Regions from separate parts of the Homo sapiens genome. Here region 2 is linked to region 1. Evidence: read pairs that join two places in POLR2A ChIA-PET (ENCODE). Cell type or tissue: PC-3. All regions are shown on one strand. Links, peaks and the distances in the headings refer to the core of each region. The heading gives the core; the rest is flanking DNA. Region 1 overlaps SIGLEC9 (sialic acid binding Ig like lectin 9). Region 2 overlaps ZNF175 (zinc finger protein 175).

The links. ChIA-PET counts read pairs that join two places held together with the same protein. Peaks named below come from ENCODE experiments on the same cell type or tissue, not always from the same donor. Only the 100,000 strongest peaks of a DNase experiment are listed, where the experiment ranks them.
Region 2: POLR2A ChIA-PET joins it to region 1 with 7 read pairs; 2 of 35 experiments call an interaction of 5 or more read pairs at or near these places.

The regions. Positions count from the first base shown.
Region 1 is chr19:51,125,357-51,130,731 of GRCh38, reverse strand. It overlaps SIGLEC9 (sialic acid binding Ig like lectin 9), which reads right to left. Exons shown (of 7, transcript NM_014441.3): 1 at 5,337-5,375; 2 at 4,857-5,135; 3 at 4,604-4,651; 4 at 3,436-3,702; 5 at 2,693-2,783; 6 at 2,222-2,318; 7 at 422-841. The coding sequence ends at 653. Among named protein-coding and RNA genes, the nearest start is that of SIGLEC9, 3.1 kb to the right of the region's middle. RefSeq lists an enhancer at 1,756-1,805. In PC-3, for the core only: no CTCF peak of the experiment used is centred there; DNase peaks (open chromatin) are centred at 1,721 and 2,741; H3K27ac peaks cover 505 bases.
Region 2 is chr19:51,576,125-51,581,499 of GRCh38, reverse strand. It overlaps ZNF175 (zinc finger protein 175), which reads right to left. Exons shown (of 5, transcript NM_007147.4): 3 at 1-109. Among named protein-coding and RNA genes, the nearest start is that of ZNF175, 7.5 kb to the right of the region's middle. In PC-3, for the core only: no CTCF peak of the experiment used is centred there; no DNase peak of the experiment used is centred there.

The sequences.
Region 1 (5,375 bases), core at 246-5,245:
TGTGAGCAGTGCGGAGAGAGCTCAGTGTGTCCTAAAGATTCCCACTGGACTGTGCACAATACGTAGACTGCAGAGAGTAAGGCGGCCTAGCAGTCACAGGGTGGGCAGATGAGGCTGAAGAGGTGGGCAGGATCCAGATGCTACCTAGACCTGATTTGCAGGCTGAGGTTATTTCCTGGAAAGTTGCAGAATCGCTATTTTGCAGGCAAGTGACACAGACATATAAGTACTAGTTGCCACCAGAATCAGGAGAGGTTCCCAGCAGGACCTTTGTGTTCAAAGCACAGCGATCCATCAGTGCTCGGCATACACCTGTGCCAGGAGCTCTAACGGGATGTGACTCCTGGAATGGTGACCACAACCTTGCAAGTAGGGCTTCTCATTCCTGTTTTACAGAGCAGGAAACCAAGGTACAGAGAGGTAGGAATTTGTCTGTCTTTTAGTTAAAAAAATAAAAGGGAGGGCACAGTGTGGATTCAGGTTTGAGATACTTTGACTCTAAAGCCTGTGTGCTTTTCACTCTGCACATAATTCATAGTGTTATCATAGCTCATCACGTTGAGGGCTGTTAATTCTACAAGAATCAGCCTCTGACTTCTCCCTTGCCTGGAGGGGCTGTGATCCCTCAATCAGGGTGAGTCTCTGCAGTTTCTCATCTGTGGATCTTGATCTCCGAGTACTCGGTGTCAGTGGCCTCCTGTCCCCGCGAGTCCCAAGGCTTCACCATCTGGAAGCTGAGGGATGCATACTGGAGCTCTCCTTCCCCCACTGAGGAGCGGGCAGAAGCTGGGGGAGGCTGGTCTGGGGGACTGTCTTCTGCCCAAGGTTCAGTCAGGGGCCCCTGAGACATGGGAGAGAGAAGTGAGTCAGAGCAGACAGTGAGGATGGGGCGCGGTGGCTCACATCTGTAATCCCAGCTCTTCAGGAGGCTGAGGTAGGCGGATCACCTGAGGTCAGGAGTTTGAGACCAGCCTGGCCAACATGGTGAAACCCTGTCTCTACTAAAAATACAAAATTAGCCAGGTGTGGTGGTGTGCACCTTTAATCCCAGCTACTCAGGAGGCTGAGGCAGGAGAATCGCTTGAACCTAGGAGGCAGAGGTTGCAGTAAGCCAAGATTGTGCCACTGCACTACATCCTGGGTGACAGAGCGAGACTCCATCTCAAAAAACAAAAACAAACAAACGAAAAAATGCACTTGAGGCAACAGCCTCACTCACTTCACCCTTGTTCTTGCCCTAGTGGAGAGGTAGGTGCTTAAAAGGTCAGAATGTGGCCGGTCACAGTGGCTCACGCCTGTAATCCCAGCACTTCGGGAAGCCAAGGTGGGCAGATCACAAGGTCAGGAGACTGAGACCATCCTGGCTAACACAGTGAAACCCCGTCTCTACTAAAAATACAAAAAAATTAGCTGGGCGTGGTGGCAGGCGCCTGTAGTCCCAGCTACTCCGGAGGCTGAGGCAGGAGAATGGCTTGAACCCGGAAGGTGGAAGTTGCAGTGAGCAGAGATCGCACCACTGCACTCCAGCCTGGGCGACAGAGCAAGACTCTGTCTCAAAAACAACAACAACAAAAAAAAAAAAAAACAAAAAAAGTCAGAATGTGCACTGCTGCAGGCTATAGAGTTTGGGATTTTTACTCTAGATCAGGGGTTGTCAAACTACAGTATCTGAGTCATATCCAGCCCACTCTTTATGTTTGTGAATAGTTTTATTGGCACACAGCCATATTCATTTGTTTACACAGGGTATATGGCTTCTTTCTTGCTACAACAGCAGATTTGAGGAGCTGCAATGAGACTGTGTGGCCCATGAAGCCGAAAATAGTTTCTATCTGTCCCTGACAGATAGTATTTGCTGGCTTCTGCTCTAAACGGTATTGAGGGGTGGGGGAACAGCTGTTCAAATGCAGAGGAACTGGACGATGATGTCTTCTGGACAGTCCCCCCAGGCAGGAAAGGAGAGGAGACAGGCAGACAGGTGAGGGAACAAAAGACAGAGATCCTCAGGCCTCAGCAATGAAGGGTCAGGATAGGGAGCAGAGACAATAAAAGCTGTTCTTAGGGGAGGAAACCAACCAAACATTGTGATTTGGGGCTACAGAGAAGAAAGGAAGAACAGAGAGGAGGTAACTTTGGCTACGCCCAGCTGATTAGTCCTGGGGGTCATCCTGTGGGAGGTGTCCAGGCTACATGCTGGCTGTGGAGAGTCCACATCACTCACCTGAGAGGCTGAACCCCTGACAGCGTTTGCATCCTCTATGCCCGTATCTCCCACGCCCGCTGCTGGCCTTGCCGATTTCTTCCTGCAGGACCTCACTCTGAGTGAAGAGACCAGAGAGCCTTTCAGTGTGGTCAGATTGGGGTGCGGTGGGCAGACCAGGTACCCCCATGTGTTTCCTATTAAGGGACTGCAGGGGTGACTGAGGTGGGAAAGCAGTGGTCCAGTCTTAGAGACCCCAAGGTTGAGAACAGAGGCTCTCTTCTCCTGGACAGTGGGTACCAAGGTTTGCCACAGACTCAAAGCTCCTCAAACACAGGCCCACATGGAATTCTCACCATGCACCTGTGACCTCCTTCTTGCCCCAAGCTCTTGACCCATCCAGGTCCCTCCAGCTCTGGCTTCAGGGATCCAGCTTCCAGCCTGTCCTCCCCCAGGGCTCTCCCTCCCTCCCTCTCTAGGGTCCATGCTTACACAACGAAGATGACGCAGAAGGACAGGAAGACCAGGGCTGTGGCTCCAGCTCCCCCGACCACCCCCTGAGTCACTCCTGATGTGGCTTTGCCTGTTGACAGATGGGAGTTATTTTTGTGATATATCATAGAGAATTGGGTCTCTTCTCCTCCCACTTCCTGTAGGGTCCTAGACTTCTATTTCCACTTCCCCTTTCCAGACACAAAGAACAGGAATGAGAGAGAGCAGGACATGGAGAGACTCTTCCTGAGGCCAGTGAGGCGTGCAAGTGCCAGCCATTCCTTTTGGGGTTTTTTTTCACAATTTTAATATTTTATCCATTAATGAATTTGTTTTGCATTCAATTTTTACTTTTTTTAAAAGATTATTGCATTGCAATATGATTTCATTTGATTGCTGACTTGCTGGGCTTTTTCTTTTTTTTAATTTGATGCTCAAAGCAAGTATCTCAGTTGTGTGACTCCAGTTCAGCCCTGCAAAGAAAGGCGCTTGTCTCCCTAAACACACCTGTCCGGCCCCATCCTGTCCCCTCTGAGATCCACTCCTGCCCTCTCCCCACCCCACAACCCTTCCCTGGCAGGAAGAGGACAGTGGTGCTGTGGGTCCCAGGGAAGTTCCAGACCTCACAGCTGAGCACAGACCAGAGCGGAGCTCCTCTCTGAAGGTCCACGCTCAGCAGTTACTAAGGGTGGAGGAGGTGTGTTCTCCTCTCCAGCCCCTCCCCAGCATACTGGTGCACTCACTCTGCAGGGAGACGTTCAGGTAGACCTGCTGAGAGCCGAGAGGGTTCTGAGCTCTGCAGGTGAATTCAGCTGCATCCCTCAGGTGCACCCAAGGCAGCTCCAGCACCCCCGGGTTTGAGGGCTGTGAGGGGCACAGGGTCAGGCCTCTCCAGCTCAGGCTCAGCCTGGCAGGGGGATTGCTGTCAACTGCATCAACTGCACAGACCAGGCGCAGAGACTGGCCCTCTGGGAGTGACAGAGATGAGCCATTTCCCAAGACTGTGGATACTGTAGAAAAAGAGACAGAGGGTCAGAGAGATACATAGATCTGGAGAAAAAGGAAGGATACAGAAAGAGACTGATGACAGCAACTGACACACAGACATAGACTGAAGTTCTGGAAACACACACTTTCACCACTCACTGCTGGGAATGTAAACTTCTCCCCGCTTCATCGAGAACAGTTTGGGCTTATCTTTCAAAATAAGAAAGAACATATAATGTAGCTACATTTTGCTTTTAGGAACTTAACCCACAGGCTTAGATATTCCTGTGGAAGTAGATACAAGATTGTTCTATCCTGCCGTAGGATGAAATTAGTGCCGTGATCTTCCATTAGGAGATGCCACAAAATCAGAGTCCATCCATGCAGTGGACTCACACACAGCCCTAGAGGAGGGTGCGGACAGTCTCACTACGGACGTCAAACCACCTCTGAGATCCTCCAGGTGTACAAACCGAGACTCAGGGCAGCCTGGATGGACAGTGGTTGGTTCTGGGGAGGGGGGCAGGCATCGGAGGAGAGCCTTTGCTCTGCAATTTGAATTTTTGCCCATGGACATTTATCACCTGTCCAGAAGTACTTAGATCAGAACTATCAGAAATAAACAGATAAGGGTGGAGATGTATTCAGGAGATACATGAGAAGGAGCCTCAAAGCCTGGTCCTGCTGTGTGAATGCCACCCTCTTCTTGTTTGAGGCTGAGGGGGGGGTGTGTGGGGGAGTCCAAGGGAGGTGATGGGAGGATGGGAACAAGTGGCCTTGGGGCCTAAGGATACAGAGGGGCCCTGAGTTCACCCACAAGGACATCCCTGTTTGCCAAAGTGAGTCCAGGTTGAGGAATAAGCCAGCCCCATCCTGACCTGAAGGCCCTGCTCCTCCAGCCCCAGGGAGGGAGCTCCATCCTACCTGTGCCGTCTCCTTGGAAGACAGTCATGGTCAAGTTCTGAGGCGGGTCTGGGACAGAAAGACATGGAGACCCGCATCACTGTGAGGGCTGGGGACACTGGCCCTGTCTGTCCCCAGGAGCCGCATAAACAGGGAAGGCAGAGCCAGTGTCCTCCTGACCCCACCACCAGCCCAGATTCCGGGACCCAGCACCCAGTGTCCAGGCTTGACGCTCACCCCATCAGGGACCCAGGCGTCCCGGCCCAGCACTCACAGGACACGTTGAGATGGACGGTCTTGTTCGTGGTCACGCTGGCCCCAGGGAAGGTCACCTGACAGGTGAGGCTGGTGCCATGGTCCTGGGGCTGTGGGATGAGGGTGAGCACCGAGGAGCGGGTGGTGGAGGGGTCCAGGGGGGACACGGAGGTCCCTATCCAGGAGATCATAGGGGGTGTCCCCTGCTCACAGGCCCAGGGCACAGAGCAGGTCAGATTCTGGGGGCAGCCGGACTCCAGGGTGCCTGGGATGAGGATGTTGGGCCTGTGGGTCAAGGCTGGTGAAGAGAGGGGGACTCAGGATCAGGTCAGAGGATCCATGGTGCAGCCCTGGGGGGAGCTCAGGCTCTGGTCCAGCTCCTGCCCTGAGCCAACTCGCTTCACCCTAAGCCCTCTCCTGGGGCAGGGGCTCCATCCCAGCCTTTCCCTGCCGCCCCCATGACCTTTCCCTGTGGCCTTTCCTGGAGCCTGTGCCTTACCTGTCACATTCACAGAGAGCCGGTGATGTTTATAATTCC
Region 2 (5,375 bases), core at 140-5,139, 450 kb before region 1:
TATAGAGCTCCAGCATCACATCCCGGTACAGGCATCTCTGGGCAGGGTCCAGTTGCTGCCACTCCTCCCTGCTGAAGTCCACGGTCACGTCCTCAAATGACACTGATGCCTGTAACAGTGTACCCCAGCTCACTGTGAATTAGGTCATCATTGGCGAGTGGGGATGGCACATATAGGAGGAACATGCTTTTAATGATTTTCACCACGATCCATCACAGAGGCTTCCCACCAAACACCTATTTCACATTTTTAGGGATTTAAAAAAAAATAAGAGAAATATCCTCCATCCACTGTACACCTACATTCATTCATTCATTTTTTTTTTTCAAAAATGAGGCCAGAAATGGGTTCCCTCTAAGTCCTTTAGCTAATTTAGGAATAACCAGCATGATGTTGACGAAGCAACTACATGTGAGGCTGTAGTTGAGCTGGGTTCTGGTGCTCAACACAGAATTACATAAGCTTCTACTCTTGCAGCAACTCAGAGACTTGGAAGACATGTAAATACAAAAGCTCAACTACAGGGTTAAAAAGGGAACATGGTAGAAATATATGCAGAGGACACTGTTGGGGAAGGGCAAATTAGGGAAAGGCAAATTCTACCTAGGAGTAGAAGGTAATGCTACTTAGAGTTGGTGAAGCTTACGCTGGAAGTAAGAACTGTGATGCAGGATGTGTGAAGGAAATCATTTTCCAGAAAAGAGCATGAATAAAACTAGAGAGGTAGGAAAACACTGTGAATTCAGGGAGAAGCAGACAGCTCTGTGTAAGATAAGAGGCGACTATGTCATGTTTGGAAGGTGGTTACCATCCAAGCTCCAAAGAAGTGGGCTGGTGCCTCAATATATAATGGGTATGGATTATTTATTTTAATGAACGGACTGCCATTTCAGGATTTTAAGTGCAGGGAAGAGATATGATCATATAATATTTCAACAAGATGATCTCTCCTGTAATAACTAATATTAGGTTAATGAAAGGACTGATGATGGAAAGATCTTCATTACAGAAGTACTGCAGATGATAAATGCAGCCTGAAGGACAAAACAAAAATGTCACTGTTACTGATCACCAATGACTGCTAAAACCATATGAAAGACTGATGGGTCTTTATAATGGAGGAGTAGGCTGACAATATCTGAACCCAATCATCAATTTTATCACAAGGAGAGAGATAACCAGATATTAAAGTGCACCTAATATGATGCAAAATAAAAAAATAAAAGTAGAGAGGTAGGAAAATACGTGGTGTGCAAACTATTAAGTATCATTTCCAAAAACAAAGAAATCCAAGTGGACTCTGATCAAGCCTCTAGAGGAGAGCCATCCAATGGAAATAAAACATGAACCGTGAATGTGAGCCACACATATAACTTAAAATTGTCTAGTAGCCATGTTTAAAAGACAGATAAAATCAATTTAATGATATTTTTACTTAATCCATTATATTCAAAACATTATCATTTCTATATGTAATATTTTAATATTACATATATTAAAACATTCTATATTCTATATATTGAATATTCTATATTCAATATTTTAAAAATCATCGAGATGAGATGCTTTACATTCTGTTTTCATACTAAGTTTTCAGAAGTCAGCATATATTTTATACTTCAAGCACATCTCAGGGTGAACCAGCCGCATTCAAGTGCTCAATAGCTACATGTGGTGAGTGGCTACCATACTGGACAGCACAGGTCTACATTTAAATACCAGTTCAGAACAGATGTTGGGCATATACCCAGGGGTGGAATTCTGGGTCATGGGAAAAACATGCTCGCCTTTAGTAGAAAATTAGAAATCATTTTCCAAATTGGTTGTACCAATTTATATGCTTACCAGCAGCACACAAAATCCTTCTGGTTGCTCTGTATCCTCACCTACATTTGGTATTATCAGTGTTGGTAACTGTATGCATTTTGGTACAGGCATGGGAGTTACACTGGCAATTCCCAGATGACTAATGAAGCTGAGCATCTTCCCATGTTTACCAGCCTATTCAAGCAAGTCTCTTCTTCAGTTTTCTACTGGGTTAAAAAACACTTTTCCTCAAAAAAAAAAAATTTTTTTTGGGAGATAGAATCTCACTCTGTTGCCCAAGCTGGATTGCAGTGGCACGAGCATGGCTCACTGCAGCCTCTGCCTCTCAGACTCAAGCGATCCTCCTGCCTCAGCTTCCCAAGTAGCTGGGACCACAGGCGTGCACTACCATGTCCAGCTTTTTTTTTTTTTTTTTTTTTTTGAGATGGAGTCTACTCTGTCACTAAGGCTGGAGTGCACTGGCATGCTCTTGGCTCACTGCAGCCTCTGACTCCTGGGTTCAAGCGATTCTCCTGCCTCAGCCTCCCAAGTAGCTGGGATTACAGGTGCCTGCCAACATGCCTGGCTAATTTTTGTATTTTTAGTAGACACGGGGTTTCATTATGTTGGCCAGGCTGGTCTTAAACTCTGGCCTCAAGTGATCGGCCCATCTCTGCCTCCCAAAGTTCTGAGATTACAGGTGTGAGTCACCACACTCAGCCTTAATTTTTGTATTTTTTGTAGAGATGGGGTTTCAGCATGTTGCCCATGCTGGTCTCAAACTCATGAGCTCACACGATCCACCCACCTTGGCCTCCCAAAGTTTTGGGATTACAGGTGTGAGCCACTGCACGTGGCCATTTCTGTGTTTCTGAAGGAGTATCTCATTGTCCTGTAAACCTCTCAGGTCTTTTGTTTTTGTTTTTTGAGACAGGATGTCACTCTGTCACCCAGGATGGAATGCAGTGGTGCAATCACAGCTCACTGCAGCCTCGACCTCCGGGCTCAAGTGATTCTCCCGTGTCAGCCTCCTGAGTAGCTGGGATCACAGGCACACACCACCACACCTAGCTAATTTTTCTATTTTTTGTAAAGATGGGGTCTCCCTATGACGCTCAGGATCGTCTCAAACTCCTGGGCTCAAGCAATCCTCCCATCTTGGCCTCCCAATGTGCTGGGGTTATAGGCATAAGCCACCACGCCCAGCCGTCCTCAACGTTTTATAGGAACCTTTTGTCAGCTGTATGTGTAACAAGAATCTTTTCCCATTCTGGGGCTTGCTTCTTTTTTTTTGAGATGGAGTTTCACTCTTGTTGCCCAGGCTGGAATGCAATGGCATGATCTTGGATCACTGCAACCTCCACCTCCCGGGTTCAGGCGATTCTCCTGCCTCAGCCTCCCAAGTAGCTGGAATTACAGGCACCCGCCACCATGCCTGGCTAATTTTTTGTATTTTTTTAGTAGAGATGGGGTTTCACCATGTTGGCCAGGCTGGTCTCAAACTCCTGACCTCGTGATCAGCCCGCCTCGGCCTCCCAAAGTGCTGGGATTACAGGCGTGAGCCACTGCATCCGGCCTCGTTTTTTAAAATGAAGTAATTAACTTAAAAGTGACGAAAGTAGTTAACTTTGGAAGAAAGTGGTAGTGTTTGGGAGGTAAAGGCAGATGACTAACTATAATTACCTATGTGGAAGAAACCTGGACAAATCAGGGACAAAAGAGAGAGGGGTATGCCAGGTGCGGTGGCTCACGCCTGTAATCCCAGCACTTTGGGAGGCCAAGGCGGGCGGATCACGAGGTCAGGAGATTGAGACCATCCTGGCTAACACGGTGAAACCCCATCTCTACTAAAAATACAAAAAATTAGCTTGGTGTGGTGGCGGGCGCCTTTAGTCCCAGCTACTCGGGAGGCTGAAGCAGGAGAATGGCGTGAACCCGGGAGGCGGAGCTTGCAGTGAGCCAAGATCGTGCCACTGCACTCCAGCCTGGGCGACAGAGTGAGACTCCATCTCAAAAAAAAAAAAAAAAAAGAGAGAGAAAGGAGTATTTTGTAAAAAAATTACTTTTCATGATGTTTTAATTTGTGAATGCTGTGTATTATCTATTCATAAAATTACATTTTAAAATATCTCAAATATCCTTAGGTAAGATAGTTCAATCATTAAACAAAAACATCATGTCATTAAAAGGAGTATTCATATCTAAAAGCTCTTAAAAATTTTTTAAGGCAGTAATGATTATCGGAGGGCTAGAAAATAAAGTTGAGAAATTCTTCCAGAAAGAGGGTCCAAAACCAAAGAAATAGAAAATGACAGAGCATAAAAACCCTTTTAAATGGAGACTAACAGCTTAAAAATAAAGAGTTTCAGGATTTGAGAGCAGAGAGACTATATGTGTGTGGTAAGGAAGTAGTATATGGGGTGTTTTAGGAAGAAAAAAATGATTTCCAACCTATGAACCCAGGCAAAGATCAACTTAGTGTGAGGGTAAATCAAGTCATTTTCCGTGACATCTTTCTATTAAATATGCAAATATATGATCTTTGCTTTTTGGCGTGACATTTTCATATCATTCATTTTCATATCATTTCACTTTCATGTCATGCTCATATATGTAAACCTCTCAGGTCTTTTGTTTTCGTTTTTGTTTTTTGAGACAGGATGTCACTCTGTCACCCAGGATGGAGTGCAGTGGTGCCATCACAGCTCACTGCAGCCTCAACCTCCTGGGTCAAGTGATTCTCCTATTCTTAAGTTTAGTCTCCGTTATCTGAACAGACATGTTCAGATAAGTTCTCACAGGATTTACTGCCGTGTACCGTCCCCAAGAACTCCTAGGGGATGCACTTTCACGAAATGAGAGTAACGGTAAACCGTGGAAGAGAAAGCCAAAGGATTCAAGAAAGGATTCAAGACACAAGGAACTGGACACTTGACAGAGAAAAAAAGAATTCCCAGGTGATGGTGAACACAGCACCATGAGAAGACAGCGTGAGGCGCCAGGAGAACAGCCAGGTCCAATCGCATCAAGACAAAAAAGCAATAGGAAAGGTTTCCTCAAGGAGATGGCATTGACAGCCCCAACCCTCAAGCAAACTGCCTGCCTTCAATCCCAGGCTGGCTGCTTGCTGACTATGTAAACTTGAGCCACTTATTTCATTCTGTGCCTCAGTCTTCTTGTCTGTAAAGGGGGGATAATGGCAGCAGTACCTCGCAAAGTTATGAGGATTAAAACTGTTCCTGAAGGCCGGGTGTGGTGGCTCATGCCTGTAATCCCAGCACTTTGGGAGGCCGAGGCTGGCGGATCACCTGAAGTCAGGAGTTTGAGACCAGCCTGCCCAACATGGTGAAACCCTGTTTCTACTAAAAATATAAAAATTAGCCAGGCGTGGTGGCAAGTGCCTGTAATCCCAGCTACTCAGGAGAGTGAGGCAGGAGAATGGCTTGAACCCAGGAGGAGAGGTTGCAGTGAGCCAAGATCGCGCCATTGCACTCCAGCCTGGGAGACAAGAGCGAAACTCTGTCTCAAAAAAAAAAAAAAACAAAAAAAAAAACTGTCCCTGAAATAGC